Linked DNA regions of Homo sapiens: all the other regions are linked to region 1. The links are chromatin loops, found by intact Hi-C in ENCODE. Cell type or tissue: endothelial cell of umbilical vein. All regions are shown on one strand. Region 1 has its middle 33 kb from the start of TRH-GTG1-6. Region 2 has its middle 62 kb from the start of SNORD137. Region 3 overlaps NFIB-AS1 (NFIB antisense RNA 1). Region 4 has its middle 72 kb from the start of MPDZ.

The links. A loop is a pair of places that touch in the nucleus more often than their neighbours do. Peaks named below come from ENCODE experiments on the same cell type or tissue, not always from the same donor. Only the 100,000 strongest peaks of a DNase experiment are listed, where the experiment ranks them.
Region 2: it touches region 1 in a loop (8-fold over the local background); 2 of 110 quality-filtered maps call a loop at or near these places.
Region 3: a loop joins it to region 1, with 4 times the contacts of the local background. A loop is called at or near these places in 11 of 110 quality-filtered maps.
Region 4: a loop joins it to region 1, with 5 times the contacts of the local background. A loop is called at or near these places in 20 of 110 quality-filtered maps.

The regions. Positions count from the first base shown.
Region 1 is chr9:14,398,582-14,403,581 of GRCh38, reverse strand. It overlaps a transcript of NFIB not described here. Among named protein-coding and RNA genes, the nearest start is that of TRH-GTG1-6, 33 kb to the left of the region's middle. In endothelial cell of umbilical vein, a CTCF peak has its summit at 2,796 (motif pointing right); a DNase peak (open chromatin) is centred at 2,801; H3K27ac peaks cover 1,431 bases.
Region 2 is chr9:13,032,395-13,037,394 of GRCh38, reverse strand. It overlaps the pseudogene LOC100130801. Among named protein-coding and RNA genes, the nearest start is that of SNORD137, 62 kb to the right of the region's middle. In endothelial cell of umbilical vein, a CTCF peak has its summit at 3,036 (motif pointing left); a DNase peak (open chromatin) is centred at 2,984.
Region 3 is chr9:14,319,818-14,324,817 of GRCh38, reverse strand. All of the region lies in intron 1 of NFIB-AS1 (NFIB antisense RNA 1), which reads right to left. It also overlaps a transcript of NFIB not described here. Among named protein-coding and RNA genes, the nearest start is that of NFIB-AS1, 5.2 kb to the right of the region's middle. RefSeq lists a silencer at 1,915-2,574. In endothelial cell of umbilical vein, no CTCF peak of the experiment used is centred here; DNase peaks (open chromatin) are centred at 1,637, 2,327, 3,767, 4,377 and 2 weaker places; H3K4me3 peaks cover 3,198 bases; H3K27ac peaks cover 4,120 bases.
Region 4 is chr9:13,349,654-13,354,653 of GRCh38, reverse strand. No RefSeq gene overlaps it. Among named protein-coding and RNA genes, the nearest start is that of MPDZ, 72 kb to the right of the region's middle. In endothelial cell of umbilical vein, a CTCF peak has its summit at 2,691 (motif pointing left); a DNase peak (open chromatin) is centred at 2,663.

The DNA.
Region 1 (5,000 bases):
ATGTTCAATGAGCTCTTTAGGAAAAAAGAGAAATGGGAAAGAAGAGGGGAGAGGAGGGGAGGGGAGGGGAGGAGAGGGAGAATCTGGCTTTCTTTTCCAGTATAACTTAGATTTAGAATTAAGAGTCTGAAAATTACAAAATATGGATGTTGGGCACCACAAAAAAGGGAAATTTCTGGGAAAGGGGTATTCTGTCTCTTCTATTACACCCTAAAACAGGGATCCGGGAGCATGGCCACCTGGCACAGATGCCCTGCCTTGCCTGCTGAGGCTGCCTGCAAAAACCTATCGTCTCTTAAAGAGACAAGGCTGTATTCTGAACATGGCTCATCTTGGCCTGAGGAATCAGACCCCTTTTACATCGTTTCATAGCCGTAGATGCTCAGATTTTAAGAGTGCAGAGCCAGGTGCCTGTATAAACTATGTGTTTGAAAAGGGGCTGGGATAAAGGTGCAAGAACAGGACAAAAGAAATGTTCTGCTCAAACAATGCATAAGTGGAGAGTCTGTACATGTCGGCCAAAATGATTGTAAATAGGACTGAGACTATTAGCCTGGATGCTCCAGTCCAGATTCAGTATTTCAAATACCTCCTGGTACTGTATTTGCAAATCATATTTGAGTAAGCACTGGAGCTTTTTTCCTTTTTAGAAATCGACTACTTTTTGTTGCAGGATAAGATGAAAGACAAGCTAATTGCTTTAAAAAATTATTAAAAAGTATTATTTTTTAAATTTCTGAGCACGTTGGAGTTAATAGTTTTGGCATCTAGTGTTTCATTTCAAGGCTAATATACCATGCCATCTGCCACGTGACAGTGTCTTTATTAGGTTACCATGGTATATAAAAAGCAAAATGCTTTGCAAAGTTTTTGAGCAGGATGATTTTTATTTCCCCCTTCAAATTTTTTCAAATGTAAATGAACATGTTTTCAATAAAACTGTTGAAATGAGTTATAAATATTGAGATGGTAGTACCCAATAATTTAAGGCTGATGTTTTCTTTTACAATCTTAATTTTTTTAAATCTGAGAATAATCCTAAGGCTTAGAGAATCTTACAAATATATATAAACTATTAATCCCATTACAACATTAATGACTACAAAAAATACTCAGAATTATTTCCTCATAATTAAAAAAAGGACCTTTACTTCAACTGTATTTAAGCAAACTGAAACTGTTCATTTTTCTTTTGTTTAAGCTGGAAGCAAAGTACAGAGTCTCAAAGAAGGTGAAAAGAGAAAATGGGATTTGCAGAGTTTTTGACATAAGCTAATAATTTTCTCCTTAAAGCTAATGATTTATATGCACTAGTTTGCCTCTGCCTCCCAAAATGTAGTTTGAGGTGGCAATGTAATTCAGCTTTGCTGGATCAATTTCATCCAGCTTCATCTAAGCCGGATGATTTTTGCAAGTGTTTTTAAAGATAATGTGTGATCAGTATGTCTCTTTCATGCTCTGGCAGTCAAAGTTTCAGGCTTTCTCCCCCTTCTGTCTCTGGGGAAAATTTTCCAGGCTTCAATTTTTCCATATGCCTTGTAAAAAGAATTTTTTTAAATAAGTTGTTTGTGTCCAGGGGTACATGCACACGTACACTAAGAGGCATACATATGTATTTAACTGAAAGAGACAGCAGTCATATATACTTGTGACAGTACTTTGACATTCATATAAGCAAAAGGTGTAGGGAAAAGATTTCTGGCCCACCAGTCTCACTTTTATTATTGAAATGAAGCACATTAGGGATTGTTCTGGAAAAGAATTTCTGTATAACTCATGACCTAAGCTTACTATTACAAAGCCTAGGATGTGCCTCCCATAAGAGATAAGATTAAAATGACATGGAGATGGGCACTGGTGGGAGGCCCAAAAAGTACTCAGCATCACTGCTTATTTCCAATTAAAACTAGTGTTTCTAATTAAACACTAGACCACTAGGCTCTGTTTAGATCCACGGTACAGAAATTGCATTCCTAAAAGCAACATAAGGGAATATAGAATACTTAACTTTCAAAGTAAGTCAATAAATACTTGTTGAGTAACTATTTATAGGATAGGAACTGTACTAGGTGCCAAGAAGATGACTTGAGTAAGATAGACGCTGCCCTAGGTTTCTTGTAGCTTCCAGGCCGATGGTGAACTGGTATTTCCCAATGATGGATAGTACTGTGCTTAGAAAACTAAGACCCCAGAGATTGGAAGCAAGGCCTCACGAGGACAAAATTTCACAAACCCAGTGTCTGTGCCACAAGATTGATTTCAGTTAGAAAATAGAGCAGGTAGAAGAGAGATTGACAAAAGTTGAACAGATTCAGGACATTGACTCAGTGAATGTCAAGAGGCTGATTGATCCCTAGTGTGGTACTGCTGAAAGCTATTGAGGTTGTCAATGGGTAGACACACAATGAGCCTTTTCAAGTAGTTTATTCTCCAATGAGCCTTTTGATAAAGACTTGGAATTGTCTGTCATATCTATTGAGCATCTACTTAACCACTACTTCTTGGAACTTGTGTCATCCTAAGTAGAAATCCACCTACATAATATTCTGTCCCTTCTTGGGATGATTAGAAAAACATTCCTGGTTATGAGGGTGAAATATCAAAGAGGGTGAAAAACTGAGGCTACTCTGGCCCGAGGAGTGGTCGCTGATTGGCTACTTCGGAAGTGGCTCACCAGAAAGGCCTTTGCCAAGCCATTGCCTCCTCCCTACGCCAGTGATGCAATATCACCCCACCAGAATGTTTTGTTCTCCAAGACCCTTGTTTCAATGGGTACATCCCATTAGCAAGGCCAGCAGATGTCAGTCCTGATCCACTTTTTCTCAATAATGAACGAGGAGGAAGAGCCTATCGCTTTCCCAATCACTGCCTTCCATTTGCTGGCTTTTCTTCTTCCTGAGATGGAGGCCTCCTGCTTGGTTTGCTTTGTTAATATTTGCATTATTCAATAGTTATTATGTGATAAGCATGTTGTTTGCTTTCGATTTTGGTTGGTTTATTTTCTTGTGCTTTTATTCTTAGCTGGTGGCTTAACTTGAGTTACAGCTGTGACCTGTATATTACTCAGCATGGATAGAATGTATGTTTTTACAGCTTCTTACCTGATGCCTCAACAATCCAAAGTTGGGTCAAAAAAACAAAACAAAACAAAATTTAACGGGAAAAACATGTAGCTTTTATTCTGCAAAGTCATCTCCTTGGTGTCAGCCTTGGATATATCCCTTTTAGAATGAAGAGGCTTAGGCTTGCAAGTACTTCAGCAAACATCGTTTCTGAATGCACATATTTTTAGCTTTCTGATTAAGAAGTAGTAGGATCCCTGTGCATTTACTGAGTGGGAATCTTATCCTTGAGTTAAGACATTTTATGTTTAAAGATTAAGTAATTTATCATAAGTGCATATGGAACGATTTTAAGTAAACAGAACATAAAGCTACTGTTGAGAATGCATTCTGCTGCTTGCAATACACTATTCATTATGAAGACATGCTTTAAAATTGCTATTGAAGTTTTAAAGTCCAGGACTTACTAGTGAAGAAAAATGTGTGTTTTTGCCTTTGATCTAGTATTGTTTGTTACAGCTGATTAGCTGTTACGTACTCCAAGGTAAAATTGTCATGTAAGATGATTTCAACATGTTATAAAAGAATCTGAACATTGAGAGATGGCCAGGGACAAGAGTGCATTTGGGCAATACTCTGTGGCTTAAGTTAAATGTCACATACTTATTTTACCAAGTTGCTTAACTCAAACCACAAGAACTTTCTTGATTTATTAAGAATAGCAATACAACCTAGAAGATATATGCAACTTTTAAACAACTCTCACTGAATATTGCAGTATTTTATTTCTTTCAAAGTAAAGACTATAATAACCAGATGCCTAATGCTGACTTTTTTATTTTTCACTTGAACATGACTTCTGGCTTTCAAGAATTTTAAAATCAAATCTAAGTAAACTTAACTCTTCTGGGGGCAGGGAGACAAAATCAATCATTATTTATAATTCTTTGCAACGTTAAAAATTAAAAACCAAAGGGTAGGTATTTGTAATTTTTTATTTCAAGCTGTTATTTTGATTACTTGCAAATTTTTTGCCTATTTTTAACTAAAAGAGAGACTCACTAATAAAAATACATTTATACCAAAAAAAGTATTCATATAAAACATCTTTTCATACTTTATTTAGAATTCCTGTGTTAATGTCAGCTGCAAAATTAAGAACAAAGCAAAGATAATTTCAGAAGACTTGTCTTGGCCTATAACATCGTGTCCTATTATTCCATCCAACTATCTAGACCAGTGCTTTCAATGGAAATATATAATGTGAGCCTTAAACAAGAGTCACACTTGTAATTTTAAATTTTCTGGTTGCCACATTTCTAAAAGTGAAAAGGTAAAATTAATTCCAACAACATATATTCAAAATATTATTTTAACATGTGATCAATATAAAAAATTGTACATTATATATTTTGTGTTCTTTTTTATGTGTTCTACGTTTTTGAAATTCCCATATAGTTTGCATTTATAGCACATCTCAATTCATGCAAGCCACATTTCAAGTACTCAGTAGTCATCTGTAGCTAGGGGCTACTATATTGGGCAGTACAGGTCTAGATGATCAAATGCCTACACTGAATGACTTCATAGAATATCACTGTTGAGCTGACACCGATCTAAAAGATTCACATGTCGGAGCAAGACTGTTAGTGGAGTAAACTCCTCGAGTGTACAGGACCCCTTTGTTCTTGTTCTATTTTGTTTTTAACAGCTTGCTCTGCTCCATAAAGATCCATCAGTCACCCTCAAACTCTTCGGACCTTCTGCCTGTTCATTCCTATGAAGCTGCGTTTGCTAAGGTACTCGGTGACCTGGAGCAAACATTCTAAAACAGCGCAAATGGCAGAAGCAGAGCCTACAGGCTTCTTGTCGGGAATCCGTTCGGAGTATGGAAAGAATCCCAGTGTCTGTGGACTTCTGGGTTGTCTGCTGTGCAGT
Region 2 (5,000 bases), 1.4 Mb after region 1:
CAAAATATATGCCATTAATTAATTTTCAACACAACGTAAACAGTCAACAATTTTTCAGTTAATGCTGTTTAATGGAGAAAGAAGTTTCTTTTCAACAAATAGAGCCACAACAACTACACAAATGTGGGGAAAAAATGAACTTTAATTCTTACAGCATATGCAAAAATCAGTTTAGGATAGATTATAGTTTTAGCTATGTGGTTAGGGCTGCAGGTCTCTTAGAATCATTGTGGTACCGTAAAACTATAGAGCTTCTGGAGGAAAATGCAATATTTTTGCAGCTTTAAGTTTGGGTGGATTGCTCAGAGGGGACACAAAAAGCAATAAATATAAAGGAAAGAGTTAAAAATTTGACTTTACCTGAATTAAACTTCCATTGATTGAAAGACTGTAGAAAATGAAAAGTGGTCCGGGCATGGTGGCTTACACCTGTAATCCCAGCACTTTGAGAGACCCAGGGGGTGGATCACTTAAGGTCAGGAGTTTGAGACCTGCCTGGCCAACATGGTAAAACCCCATCTCTACTAAAAATACAAAATATTAGCCAGGTTGCAGTGATCGCCACCTGTAATCCCAGCTACTTGGCAGGCTGAGGCAGGAGAATGGCTTGAACCTGGGTGGTGGAGGTTGTAGTGAGCCGAGATTGTGCCACTGCACTCCAGCCTGGGCAACACAGTGAGACTCCATCTCAGAAAGAAAAAAAAAAAGAGGAAATGAAAAGTGAAGTCACAGATTGGGAGACAAAGTATTTGCAATACATGTATCCGACAAACGATTTATCTCTCCTAAAAATGACATAAAAAACTCCTAAAAATCAATTTAAAAGAAGAAAAATAGCCTAATTTTTAAATGAGCAAAAGACAGATACTTTTCTAAAGGAAGATCCCTAAATGGCCAAGTTCATGAAAAGAAGCTCAACATCAATTGTTATCTGGGAATTGAAATTTGAAGCCCAAATGAGGTACCACTACACACACACAACAATGGCTAAAATTTTAGAATTGACAATGACAATATCCAGCACTGCTGAGGATGTGAAGAAACTGGAATTCTCATACATGTGGTGGAAATTGTAAAACTGTTCAACCACTGTATGGGGTTGAATAGTGTCCCCCAACTTCATGTCTAACTGGAACCTCAGAATGTGACCTTATTTGAAAATGGGATATTTACAGGTGTAATCAAGTTATAATGAGGTCATGCTGGTTTAGAATGGGTCCTAAATCAAATGACTGGTGTCCTTATTAGAGGATGGAAATTGATACACAGAGACACAGAGGAGACATACAGGGAAGAGGCCAAGTGAAGACAGATGAGCTTGAGGCAGAGATTGAAATTATGCTGCCACAAACTAAGGAATGCCAAGGGTTGCCAGCAACCACCAGAAGTTGGAAGGGGCAAGGAAGGATTCTTTCCTAGAGCTGTCAGAGGGAGTGTGGCTCTGAGAACACCTTGATACTGGACTCCTGGACTCCTGAACTCAGAGAATAAATTTCTCTTGTTCTGATCCACCCAGTTTTTGGTATTTTGTTATGGAATTCCTAGGAAAGGAACACCACCACTTTGAAAAATGTTGGCAGTGTCTTGTAATATTAAACACCTACAACTTCCCTATGACCCAGCAATTCCACTCTTAGGTATTCACCTAAATAAAAGAAAGCATATATCCACACAAATACATATATAAGAATGTTTATGGAAGCTTTAGTGATAGTAGTCAAAACTGGAAACATTTTAAGGATTTACGAAGAAAACGAATAAAAAATTATGTTCATATAGTTGAACACTATTCAGCAATAAAAGAATAAAGTACAAATGCACTCTACAGTGTGGATGAACATCAAAAATATATTGGGCAAAAGAAGCCAGACACAAAAAACGCATGTATACTGTGTGAGTCCATTTACATGAAGGTCAAAGTCAGGTAGAAGTGTTCTCAGGTAATAGAAACCAGTGAGGGCAGGGACTGGCCTGAGAGATCATGAGGAAACATTCTCACGCATTGGAAAAGTCATGCGTCTTGATTGTGGCAGTGTTTTACATTAGTGTATACACATTTGTCAAAACTCACTGGATTATTTCCTTAAATGAATACACTTTATTAAATGTAAATTATAACAAAACATAAACCTTGGAGCAAGCCCTCGTATATAATGCTTGCCTCAATCAAAAAGAAAAGAAAACCCCACTTTAAAGACTGAATTAAAAACTTCTATCCCCATTCCCTTTCTTTCTTTCTTTTTTTTTTTTTTTTTTGAGATAGGGTCTCTCTGTCATCCACCCAGGCTAAAGTGCAGTAGCGTGATCATGTCTCACGGCAGCCTCGACCTCCTGGGCTCAAGTGATCCTCCCTGCTCAGACTCTGTAGCAGCTGGGACTACAGGCACAAGCCACCATGCCGGGCTACTCTTTCCATTTTTTAAAACTGCATTAGTTATCTACTTTCTAAACTCACTTTTAATTCTTAACAGGTAAGTGATTATCATGTAACTTATTTTTGTTCTCCAACTTTTCCAATCTGCACTGAACGTAGCAATCGTCTGTAACTGTCTACTTCTTCTGTATATGTTGGCAAAGGCTTAGGTTTCAATTTCCCTAGCTGAGGGGATTATAATGACTTAGGACACCATTTGCTCTCTTGGTTATTTTGCTTAGGAAGGATAGGTACTTGCAGGGGCCAATGAAGGGCAAAGTAAAAATAACTATCCTGAACTACAGATACACAATTTAAACAGCATTCAAAATGTTCTTCTAAAAAAAAAAAAAAAAGGAGTACACAGAATTTGGCCTGTCACAGAACAAAGAAAATACCAGCTTCAGGTGGACAGTACCCCAGTTCCGTTCTGACAGCTTCTTGGCAACTGTTAATATGTATGGAGCTTGAATGGATGGGTAGGAGGGAGGATCGGAGGGGAAACAGCAGAAGAATGGGGGCAGAAGAGGAGAGGGAGGGACGTGGAGGAGCCCAGGGATCCACACTGCTCAGCTGCTTCTGGGTTTACGGTGCAGCGCGAGCGCCATCATGTGCTCATCTCTGTAACTTCAGCGGAAGAAACGCGTTTTTCCCCGCCACTGCATTTGAGGAATGGAAAAATAAACCAAAATCGTTCATCGGGCCTGAGAAACCTTGAGAAGCATATTACCCTACGGTTGTTTTTTCATCGAAAAGTTGAAGGATTTCTGACATCTCAATTAGTAACGCATCTGGAATGTTTGCTCTCCAGGTACCTATTATTTGTTCCTTCACTCATCAAATATTTATTGAACGCTATGTGCCAGACACATACAAGCAGGAGAAAGGCAGGCGTGGTGGTCTAGTGGGGCAGACAGACATGTGAACAAATGGCTACAGCAGTCTGATAAATATTCTAATGCAGGAATGAAAAGAACATCTGGAAGCTAAATGAGAGCATTTAATATTTGACAGAGACGTTCAGTGCTATAATCTAATTATTGTATTGAAAACCTGTGTTGATCCTATTACTTGTATCACTTGTCCATAACCTCTTTAAAATCTGGCTAAAATTATTAATTGGTTGATTGATTCAAATTATTTATTGAGAGCCAATTATGTGCCAGGTACTACCGCTGTATCACTATTACTCGTATCAATTTTGTCCATAATCTATTTAAAAATCTGGCCAAAATTATCAATTGATTCATTGATTCAAATTATTTATTGAGAGCCAGTTGTGTGGTAGGTACTACTGTTGGTGCCGAGGGATACAGATAAAGATGGGAAAGACAGAAAACAGTTCTTCTTTTGTTAAGCTTAACTTCCATGTGTGGAAAGTGAACCATCAAGAAAAAAATGTTTTCTGTCTGTCTTTGATACAAAAGCCATTTTCTTGTTTATTGCCTGTTTATCTATGTTATTATTTCCTACTTTCCCTCTATAGCGTTTATTCCCCACTTTTTCTAAACAGTTGTTTCAAACTATTTCAGGTTACACTGAGAGTTTAAACAAGCATAGCTTTCTTAATGGCTTTGGAAAATTTACTTAACTTCCTATTGCTCAGAGGAGCACCAGGGTTTTAGTTAGTAGTTGAGCCATGAAGTGGGAATTTGGGAGGAGATTTCTAATCCTGGCCCTGTTATAGTTTCATTTGTCTGGTTTACCTCCCAATCTCAGCTTTTCCTGGCCACTTCAGGGTCATGCATATAATAAATATTAGGGCCAGGCGCAGTGGCTCATGACTGTAATCCCAGCACTTTGGGAGGCCGAGGTGGGCAGATCACGAGGTCAGGAGTTTGAGACCAGCCTGACCAGCCTCATGAAACCCTGTCTGGACTAAAAATACAAAAAATTAGCTGGGCATGGTGGCGCACGCCTGTGATCCCAGCTGCTCAGGAGGCTGAGGCAGGAGAATTGCTTGAACCCGGCAGGCAGAGGTTGCAGTGAGCCGAGACTGTGCCATTGCACTCCAGCCTGGGCGACAGAGTGAGACTCTATCTCAAAAATAAATGAATAAATATGAACAATCTCTGATAATTTTAGACTCAAAAACAGCAGGTAGTAGGAAGCTGGAAGAACACTTGTGTTCATACCCAGCCTCTAGGCCTCAGCGATCGCAGCGTTCAGGGAGAGCGGCAGCCTCCCTCCCTGAAGTCCCATGTGGAGATGGCCCTGCTCCAACAATGAGGCGCCGGAGCGGGAAAAAGGAACTCCTCTAATGACATAAAACAAGTGAAAATTTATATGATCAGATGAGCTAACAAGCTTGAAAAAAAAATGTGATCTTAATGAGCAGAGCATATTTGTTAACAATGATTGGGAAAATAAACCTGCTTTATGGCTATGTTCTCAAGGCGTTGCGACTCTTCACTAAATCATCCTTGTCTCATCTTGTGTTAGGTTGTTCACTTCCATTGCTCACACGTGCTCAGCCCACACAGTTGGTGTGTATAATGGGGTCATATACTACCGCTGAAAAAATTCAGAAAGTTCTGCTTCAGTTCTGCTTTTGCCAAATCACTGTGGCCTATACGTCAAGGAAGAG
Region 3 (5,000 bases), 79 kb after region 1:
ATATAGGAATAAGTATCATTATAAGCTTCACATGTCAAAAGAAACAGACATCCAAATAAAAAAAGATAATATATGAAAGCCTGAACATGACACACAATGGTACATTTTATGACTAAATAAAATGCTTAGATAGAAATTCTTTGACAGGTGATACAAACTCTGGATTCCTCCAAGTCATCATGAGAATGGAGGAAATACTTTTCTCTTTCTTTCCCTATTCCTTTTCCTATTTTGTGTCTCAAAATATTTCCTAAACAAATCTAGATTCTCTCTATAATGTCCTTTCTCCTTTGCATGTAATGACATTGGGAGGGATTGGTAATTCTGCTGCGGACTTCAAATAATAACAGAGAAGACTTTCTGTTGCACACTTACATAAAAGTTTTAGTATTTGATAACACTGCCCATGCAAGTGTTACTTACATGTTACTTATTTCTATATCCATCATTCTTCTGTTGGTCAAGTGTTATCCTCTCACTCTAAATAAATTTTTTATTTAGCTGCATAGAATCTTTATATTTTATATTTGTTTCCTTAGTACTAAATGTGATTTACTTGACCATGAAACTACTATTTGGAAATCCTAGAATGAAAACAGATCTGTTTGTTACCCACTTGAACTGAGTGGGGAGACTGAGTTATAGCTATACTCGCTAAGTGGTTACAATAACTTGGAGCAAGATAAACATTAAAAATTAATTTTCCTTGGGAAGTTATAGCTGAGTGTGGAGATAGCTACATGTGTGTATCCCCTCCCTCCCAGTCATTCATTCCCCTTCTCCAAGCTGTATATGCTAATTTTTTTGGAGGAGAAATTGGGAACTGTTAAACTTGCAGTTAGACAAATTATTTTAAAGTTGGGCATTTTCTAAAGTCTAATTGGGCCAATCCCACTTTTAGTTTTGCACTTATTATCACTGAAAATAGCTATGTATATTATTCACACACAGCCAAACGTATGTATGATGTGTATACAAGGGGAAAAAACTTTTTTTTGGTAATAAGGCCATGCCTTTTTTTAAAAAAAAATACTGCGTGTTGTAGGAGGTATGAACCCGAACAATGTCGTTTAAGTTCTCTAGGACTTTGAGGGTAAACATAATTGAGATTAAAATACTGACGTGCTCACATTTAGTAGAGAGATAAGAATAATTCATCGGGAGCTATTCTAGTCTCACTGGTAATCACATAATTCAACAGGGTTTTTAGAGAATACCTGAAGCTATCGTCGTCTGTTGTGCAATTACATAATTAGTCAGGATCTCTGTAATAAAATCTTTTCTAAATGTATGTGGGTTACTACTAAGTAAATGTTAGGGCTAGTGTTATATTTTTACTTTTAATACTTGTATAACAATTTAAACTGTTAAACATTATTTCCCGACATAACTACAGATACTTAACATGAAAAGAATTGCATTACTCAAAAACTAAGAAAAAAAAAATCCCCCTACATATATTTGTTTCCAAAATGCTGATCAAAACTGCTTGCTTTATGAACATTAACTCACTATCCAATCTCCTCTAGAGTGTTTACTTCTGGGAACTCCGGGGTTGTATTATCTCTTTGGTGTTGGTTGTTTCACCCACTTCTAAATTACTGATCTATTTTTTTGATATTCGCGTGACTACCTATCAATATAAGTCAAAGTGCGCTCTTTCTGGTCCTTTTGCTTTAATGATAACGCTGCGCAGCCAGGAACATTTCGGGAGTCCTCCTACACGGAAACAAACGTGGCCTGGCGAAGTTGAAGCCAGCAACGTGGCGGGAAGTGAGGAAGTAACAGCAATTCCTTATTCTTTATCATTATTGTTGTTTTAGAGTCTTTCCGCGGCGTTTTCGGCCGGGTTCCTGCTCCAGAAGGCCGGCGAGGGGCCCCTTGCCCGCGGCGCGCCGCAGACACACGGTCGGGAAGCACAAAGGCGCGCGGAGCCTGGGCAGCAGCCCCCGAGACGGTCACGCCCTCGCCGCTCTCCGGCCCCATGCGGCCGCACAAAGACCAGAGCCCCACCGCTACCCACGCACCCACCCACGCTCGAGAGGGGCGCCGCGCGGCGCAGGCCGCCACACCCACTCGGGCCCGCTCCCGCCTCCCGGGTCCCGGGCGCCCTGATGAATATGCATCGCGGCGCGCCCGCCCCCGGCTCCTCCTTTCGGTTTCCTTCCCGCCGCCAGGCGGAAGCGAAGAGCCGCGCTTCCCGCGCGCCCAGGCCGGCCGTGGTAGGGTGGGGCGGGGCGGGCCGCGAGCCGGAGAAAGAGAAAGCCAGGGAGGCGACTGCAGGAGGAGCGCGGGCCGGGCGCGGAAGGGTGCGCTGCTGGGTGGCGGTTCCGGGGCAGCCCCGCCGCGGGCCAGGCCAATCCGAGGGCGGGGAAGGGGCGATCGCGCGACCCCGGGGCCGTGCCGGCTGCATCTGACCGGCGCAGCCCCACTCCTGGAGCAGCCCCGCTAAAACAACAATAAAACCCACCACACACACACATACATGCACACACGCACACGCGGGCGCACACACACACACCATCCTGGACGGCGTTCAAGTCAAGCACGAGAAACAGCCTTCTGCAAGGGAGAGGAAAGAAAGCTGGAAATCCAGACAGACTGAAGGGCTGCCTGCTTTTAGACTTGACTTTGACCGCCTTTTCTTCTCGGGCCAAGAACTGTGGCAGTGCAGAAATTACAATTAAAAAATACATAAGACTACTCCCGGATTGCTTTTTTTTTTTTTTTTTTTTTTTTTTAACTAAACACAAAAAGCGACACCAAAACAACCCCTGAGAAAATCCACAAATCTGTACCTGAGACACGTCAAGTCAGCGGCCCAGGGTTCTGTTACAGACTCAAGATCTCTTTTATTTAATGCAATACAGTGCGATGGTATGTGGCTTTGAACTGATGGGTTTTGTTTGCTTCTTTTATTCGTTCTTTGCACCCCCTCCTATCCCTGGCACAGTTTTTCTTTTCCTGTTTGTGGATTGCAAAGTGGCTGTTTTACCCCTTTCCTAAATGTCATTTTTGTTTTACAGGTTGTGGGCTATAGTGCTGCATTTGCAGAACTAATTTGCAAATATGCATTATTATTTAGCGTTGGCAACTTTAGTACATGTGACACACTCTTATGACGGGAATCAGTGAGTAACATTGTGGTCCAAACGGTGCAGAATCTAGCATTTTGTTCTGCTTTAACTCTCTGCTTTATGCCCCTCTCCCCTCAGTGGTGGAAAAAAATTACTGTTCAAATGATACTTTAGTTCTACCTTGTAGGCCATTCTCTCCTCTTGAAGCATTCTTTTCTCCATTTTAATTCACAGATATTCTCATTTAAAAATACATTTTTAAGTGAAAGAAGTACTATTTAACTCTGATTGGTGTGTTGGAATGTTTAAAGTCAGTATTCATTCTAAAGTTTAGTCCTAACCCCCATCCCCTCATCCCTGAATTTGTGGCATCCTATTGTTAGCCTTTCTTCCGCACCCCCCACCAACTTTTTAAAACCGATTTTGATGGATTTCTTTCCACTCCTGTTAATAGTTTCCCCCCAACCCCGCTATTTTTGCTGCCGATTTTTTTCCTCTTCCTATGTGTGTCTCTATCTCTCGTTCTCCTTGTCTTCTTTTCCCCAATACGTCTGAGACACATTTTAATGCACAATATCCCATCCATTAAGTTGTGGTTGAATGTGAAGTGTGTGAGGACTTGGCAGCTTTCAGATTGAAGGGGGCGGGGAAGCCAGTTTCGACTTTGACACAAGATGCTGAAGTGGCGTGATCAGAATTATTATTAGGGCTGTGAACATGGCCATCTTCTGCTCGGGTTGGAAGAACTGCCACTGAACTTGAGACAGGACAGACAAGATCTCTAAGTATTTTTCCCCCACCCCCCAAGTACAGTAGCTGGCAGGGAAAAGGCGCCAAAATACACAAGATTAACTCTGACTTTCTTTGAACGGATCTTATAGCACCATCCTTGTAACTTTAACTTCCAATAGGCGGGAAAAAGTTAACTTTTGATCCCACACTTGAACAGACATTTAAATCAGCCCTAAAATGGAATAAGTCCAGAAAGTAACACACGCATGCTTATGTGGTTAGAAAAGAATGCACGTGTAAATAAGCAGGGTGTATGTGTGTATATGACTGAGGAGTTCAAGATTTAATCAAAATCAGAATTAGTGTGACTTTCCAGTGTATTTACAATATGAAGAAAAGCATTGTGAGGCAAAGAAACTGACCTTTAAGCATCCTAAGTAAAAACTGCAAAGAGTTTGTGAAACACAAAACGTTGTGGTTTCCAGTTTTACATTTGAGGTTTGATGTTTTCATTTAATGGTATGAGAGATGGAGAAAGCTCTAGCGCTGAAAAGTCCCTATTAAATCATATGTGGGCAAAGGTCAAGCACTCCAACTCACTGACGCAATATACTACAGATTCCTGCCTAAGTGATGAGGAACACAGGAAAAAGTACTTTGGCAATAAAATTATTAGAACAGTAATTATCATCGGTGGTTGGGACTGCATTCTTGTGCACTGGGAAAACGTTTTTACTGGCCCTGATGAATTTTAAAGCCAAGTATTGTTGAAAGCTATTTTAATAGGAAATTGATTAGCTGAGTGTTCCATACAAGAAATGGTGACGGTTTCATTGTTTGAGGTCCAAAATAAATTTTTATTCTTTAGCAGACATAGGCATCCCTTTAATTTTAATATGGTCAGACTGAACAGCAGCATAATTTTGAGTGAATGTGATGTCATGAACATCTGTAACTTTGTTTTTGGAGTTTTTGACATTACACAATTTGATAATATTACTGCTTTGAAATTTATTGGCTTGTGTAGTTAAAATTTCAGATACACTCAGAGATAAAGTTTACTGAACATATATTTTGTTTAGGCCCAATTGTTTGTGTTTTTTCTTTGTAATTACAAAATTGTTTCTTAAATTTTAATTTGAAAATTAAAATGCACAATTCTGTTGTTATGCATTGCTTTGACTTTGAAAT
Region 4 (5,000 bases), 1.0 Mb after region 1:
GGTGGCACGCGCCTGTAGTCCCAGCTACTCGGGAGGCTGAGGTGGGAGAGTTGCTTGAACTCAGGAGGCAGATGTTGCAGTGAGCTGAGATCATGCCACAGCACTCCAGCCTGGGCAACAAGCAAGAGGCTGTCAAAACAAAACAAAACAAAAATCAGAAAACAAAGATGCTTTGAATTCCCATCACATTCATTATTTATTTTTGTTCATTGGCCTCATCATAATTTAAGATATCTATGTCTATTCTGGAACACCAACAAGGGATTATTATTTCTCACCTTAAAGAGCTTCTTTGCTAGTTGAACAGACTCTCTTGCTTCAAATCAAAAAGTTCCTAAGACCATGTCTTTCAAATTAGCTAGAAAAATATAATTACTGTATGAGTGTCACCACCCCAGAAGACCAACAAACTCAATTCTTAGAATAATGTTATACAGAATAAAAATGTAAGTATTGTGGTGGGATCTCAGTGTTGTTTATTTTTCCTTCTGATACCTTTATTGTAAACTAGAGGTGTTAGGATATGGTTAGTTATGTGAATTTTAAGTATAATATAGGTCTTTCCTGAAATTCTGTTCTATTTATTTTGGTTGTATCCTACTTTATACTCCTCCTCACTTTGTCCTCCAAAGTCCTAGAGCCTAAAAGAATATATAATACAAAGCAATATGGGAGTAAAAGGAAGTGAGAAAGATGAAAACAAACCATGGTTTCTTAGTAATGAGATTATTATAAAAATGTAAACCATAAAAACCATTACTTGCTGTAGGACCATAGTTTGGGTTCTGTGCTTTCTTAAGAGCCAAAGTTTGGGGATGTGGGGGAAGAGAGAAATCTGGTTATTAAACATGTCAGTGTGTATAAAACTAAATAAAAATAATTATAAAGAGCTCAGGAGAAGCAAGCCAGTATTGATGTGAAGACTGAAGGCTGAAGCGCCATGAAACATAATAATTACTCTTAACAACATCCTTACTTTCAACACATCAAATTCCTAAAAAAGTATTTCCAATGTTGGCCGTCAATAAAAGCCAAAGAGATTCCAACAAAACGAATTAAAGTAAAAAGAGTAGTATGAGTTGCCACAATTATATGATTGAAGTATATTAATTTATGAAGCCCAATTTAGTACATGTGTAAGTTTTAGGATATCTGGAAGATTGGACTTGGCAATGACTGTGCAGCAAACTTTACATATGAGTGCTACTCTAAACACTACAAATACAATGATCTGTGTGTCATGCAGTTGGTTGACATGCATTTTTGTCTATCAGTTTTACCTCCATTGTAAGATCTATAATGTAGGTTTAAATTGTAGGCTTCTTAGAGAGCAGTGTCTATATGTTATAATTAGCACACCATATTGTTATATGTTAAGAAGGTACACATATTTGATATTGCTAAGTATTTTCCAATGATGTAGATTTTTAGTGCATAATATTATGTCTTTCAGAGAAACCCTGTTCAAATTATGCTAGCCCAGGAATCTAACAGGTCGAAAATATTCTCATAGATGGGTCTACATAGAGAGGCAAATGCCAAGGGCTCATAAAATTCCTGTTGGCATACATAGAAAAGAAAGCAATATGGTGTTCCTAAAATACTTTAGATGTTACAGGGACATGTTAAAACACAGAGTGTCTAGAAATGTCTATCCTGGTAAAATCAATGGAGTTAAGCCAGGGCAAAGAACACTTACGGCCTGCAGATACGTAATTTATGCTGTTTCTGATTTGAAAACTGGAGTAGATTTTTAATTTATGATTGAAAATATTGAGTTCACCTTTGAACAGCTAGGTAAATTAGATTGCCCTCAAGTCACCCTTGAAAAGCACCACAACCACCACTATCAGTTTCAATTTGTAAAATGGAACAAATGAAAGAGTCGCTAGGGGCACTTTCACACACCTAGCCCTTCAATTATGCATAAATAAGAAACACCAACACCTCCAACAGGCAAATCAATTTTAAAGCGCAAGGGTTTCTATTGAGAATACTCTGTTCAAAAGTTCAACTCAGCAATGCCAGCAAGATTGCACAAATGAATCAACTCTAAAACCACAGTAGAAAGGGAACCAAGATCACTATTTTTTAATGGCCAATATTTCTCTATGTTAGATGCTAGGATGCCACTAAATTGTGTTTCTCTAAAAAAGCTTGGTGAATTTAACTTCCTGACACTAGATACTACATGTTTAAAAGGCCAGAGAAACTCAAAAGAGGATAACTAATGTAATTCCAGTTAAAGTTCTTAATTTCCTTCCCTTCTCTAACAAAACTTACAAGAATGTTACATATAAGGAAAAAATGTCAGTTTCACAAAGATTTAGAAGGTAGCAATTGAGTCTATGAATTCTCATTAAATTAGTCCTATAAATCAGATTCTATGGAATAACTCTGAAAAGCAACCTTATCTTATCCAGGAAAACCCACTGTATATATTTAAAACCTCATAAGAGACTATTACTTATGCTGTATATTGTATTAAGTAAGCCCATTTAAAGCATACACTATAGCTTCCTTAAGCCAATGTTTTTACAAGTTCATGACCATGATAAAATATATTGCTTTTCAGAATAAATATCCTTTATGCCTATCATAACTATATTATACCAGTTAAATTACACCAACATTTATGGGACAAATTTCCCTAGAAACAGACCGTGTTTAATGCCTGCAGTGACACCTACTGGTAATGAAGTACACCTAATTCTTAAAGATATTTGAAAATAATAGTATCCTCGGTTCATATTTTCATTCTCAGCTCCTTAATTCACTAGCCATGGCAAATTCTTTCTTTTCATCAGCTAACTTATTTCAGTAGCTTTTTGGTAACATAAATATACATACGAGTAACATTTTCTTTTAGAGAATAAGGATTTGTCATGAAGTCGTTTTTGTTATATTTGCTGAGTATGATGAAGAAATGTAATTTTTGTTGATAACAGATTTTCACAAATCATTTAACTTACGCTTATGCAAAACCAGATGTCTCTTCTTCTCCAAGATGCCTATGAGAGATGGTATTTCTAACTAATTGGGGAGAAAATAAAGGGGAAAGAAGCCTTTTGCATGAATTGCAGATCTATGGGATGGTCACTCCTACTGTCACCTGAGGGCCTCCTGGATATGTTCTGTATACTCCCTGTTCATAATGTGGTCTTTTCTCAGCATACTTGCTCATGTTGCAAACTCCTTTTGTTAATGCTCAAGACTGCCCTACTCAAATATGACCCAAGTCCCTTCTCTCTGACCTTATTTAAAGCCAGCTAGACGTGGCACATCTCTCCATTTCATGTCTTCCCCAAATACATGAGTCAGTCACGTCCTTCTCTCCCTCATTCCTCTGTACAAAGTCATATAAATTATTAAAAATCCTAAGAAGTATTTCCCGCCCATTCTACAACCAGGGCTTTCCCTGCCTTTGAATTCTCATTATTTTTTCGTTTATATTACACCACTAAAAAAACTCTTTACATACTCTTCTTTTGTTACTACTACTAATTACTATAATAGAGCCCATTTATAGATCACCCATAAAATGCTGGGAATGTGCTAGGCTGGATGTAAGGACTTTGATTCTTATAATGACCCTTCAAGTTAGCTACTACCATCTCTATTTCTCAGATAAAGAATCTGAGCTGGGCGCGGTGAGCTCACGCCTGTAATCCCAGCATTTTGGGAGGCTGAGGTGGGCAAATCACGAGGTCAGGAGGTCGAGACCATCCTAGCTAACACAGTGAAACCTCATCTCTACTAAAAATACAAAAATTAGCCAGCTGTGGTGGCATGTGCCTGTAGTCCCAGCTACTCAGGAGGCTGAGGCAGGAGAATGGCGTGAACCCAGGATGCAGAGCTTGCAGTGAGCCAAGATCATGCCACTGCACTCCAGCCTGGGCAACAGAGTGAGACTCCGTCTCAAAAAAAAAAAAAAAAAAAAAAAGAATCTGAGAAATGGAGAATTCAGATGCTTTGTTCAAGATAATAGACCTTGACAAAGGATTCTAAACCAAATCTGTCTTGGGTCCCAATCATCCTCTCCTTCCATTATCACACAAAATGGAAGTGTGTTATTAATAAGTTCTTTCCAGCCAAGTTCTGGCCCTGAGGCTGTTGGGAACATTTCAGCCTCTGTAGGTTGCTCCCATTCCTGCCCGTGAACAGTGACATCTTTATAGCAAGTCAGTGTTTCCTCTACTCGTCAGCAGAGTTTCAGAAATATTCTTTTGCTTTTGTCTAAATATTAAAGTTCCTGGGGGGTGAGGCATCCAGGGTAATTTTATGGGCAGTATCATAGAGCAGCTTCTGGATACCATGTCTTTGTGGCTGCTTGCTGCTGATGCAGTGGTTCGCCAAGGAAGCCTTTTTAAAAACTGCCAGTCTGGCCGGGCACAGTGGCTCACGCCTGTAATCGTAGCACTTTGGGAGGCCAAGGCAGGCAGATCACTTGAGGTCAGGAGTTTGAGATCAGCCTGATCAACATGGTGAAACCCTGTCTCTACTAAAAATACAAAAATTAGCCAGGCGTGGTGGCATGCGCCTGTAATCCTAACTACTCGGGAGGCTGAGGCAGGTGAATCACTTGAACCCGGGAGGCAGAGGTTGCAGTGAACCGAGATCGTGCCACTGCACTCCAGCCAGGGGGACAAGAGCAAAACTCTATCTCAAAAAAATAATAAATAAATAAATAAAAACTGCCAATTTGTACAATACTATGAAAGTGAATTTATGTTATTATACATTTGTCCAAACCCATAGAATATACGTCACCAAGAGTGAATCCTCATATAAACTATGGACCTCAAGTGATAATGGTATGTCAATGTAGGTTTATTGATCATAACAAATGTACCATGGGTGCAGGATGTTGATAGAGGGGAAAGCTGCATGTGTGGGGGGGACAGGGGCTATACGGGAATGCTCTGTTTTTTCCATTCAATCTGGCTATGAACCTAAAACCACTCTAAAAAAAAAAGTTTATTTATTTTTTAAAAACTGCC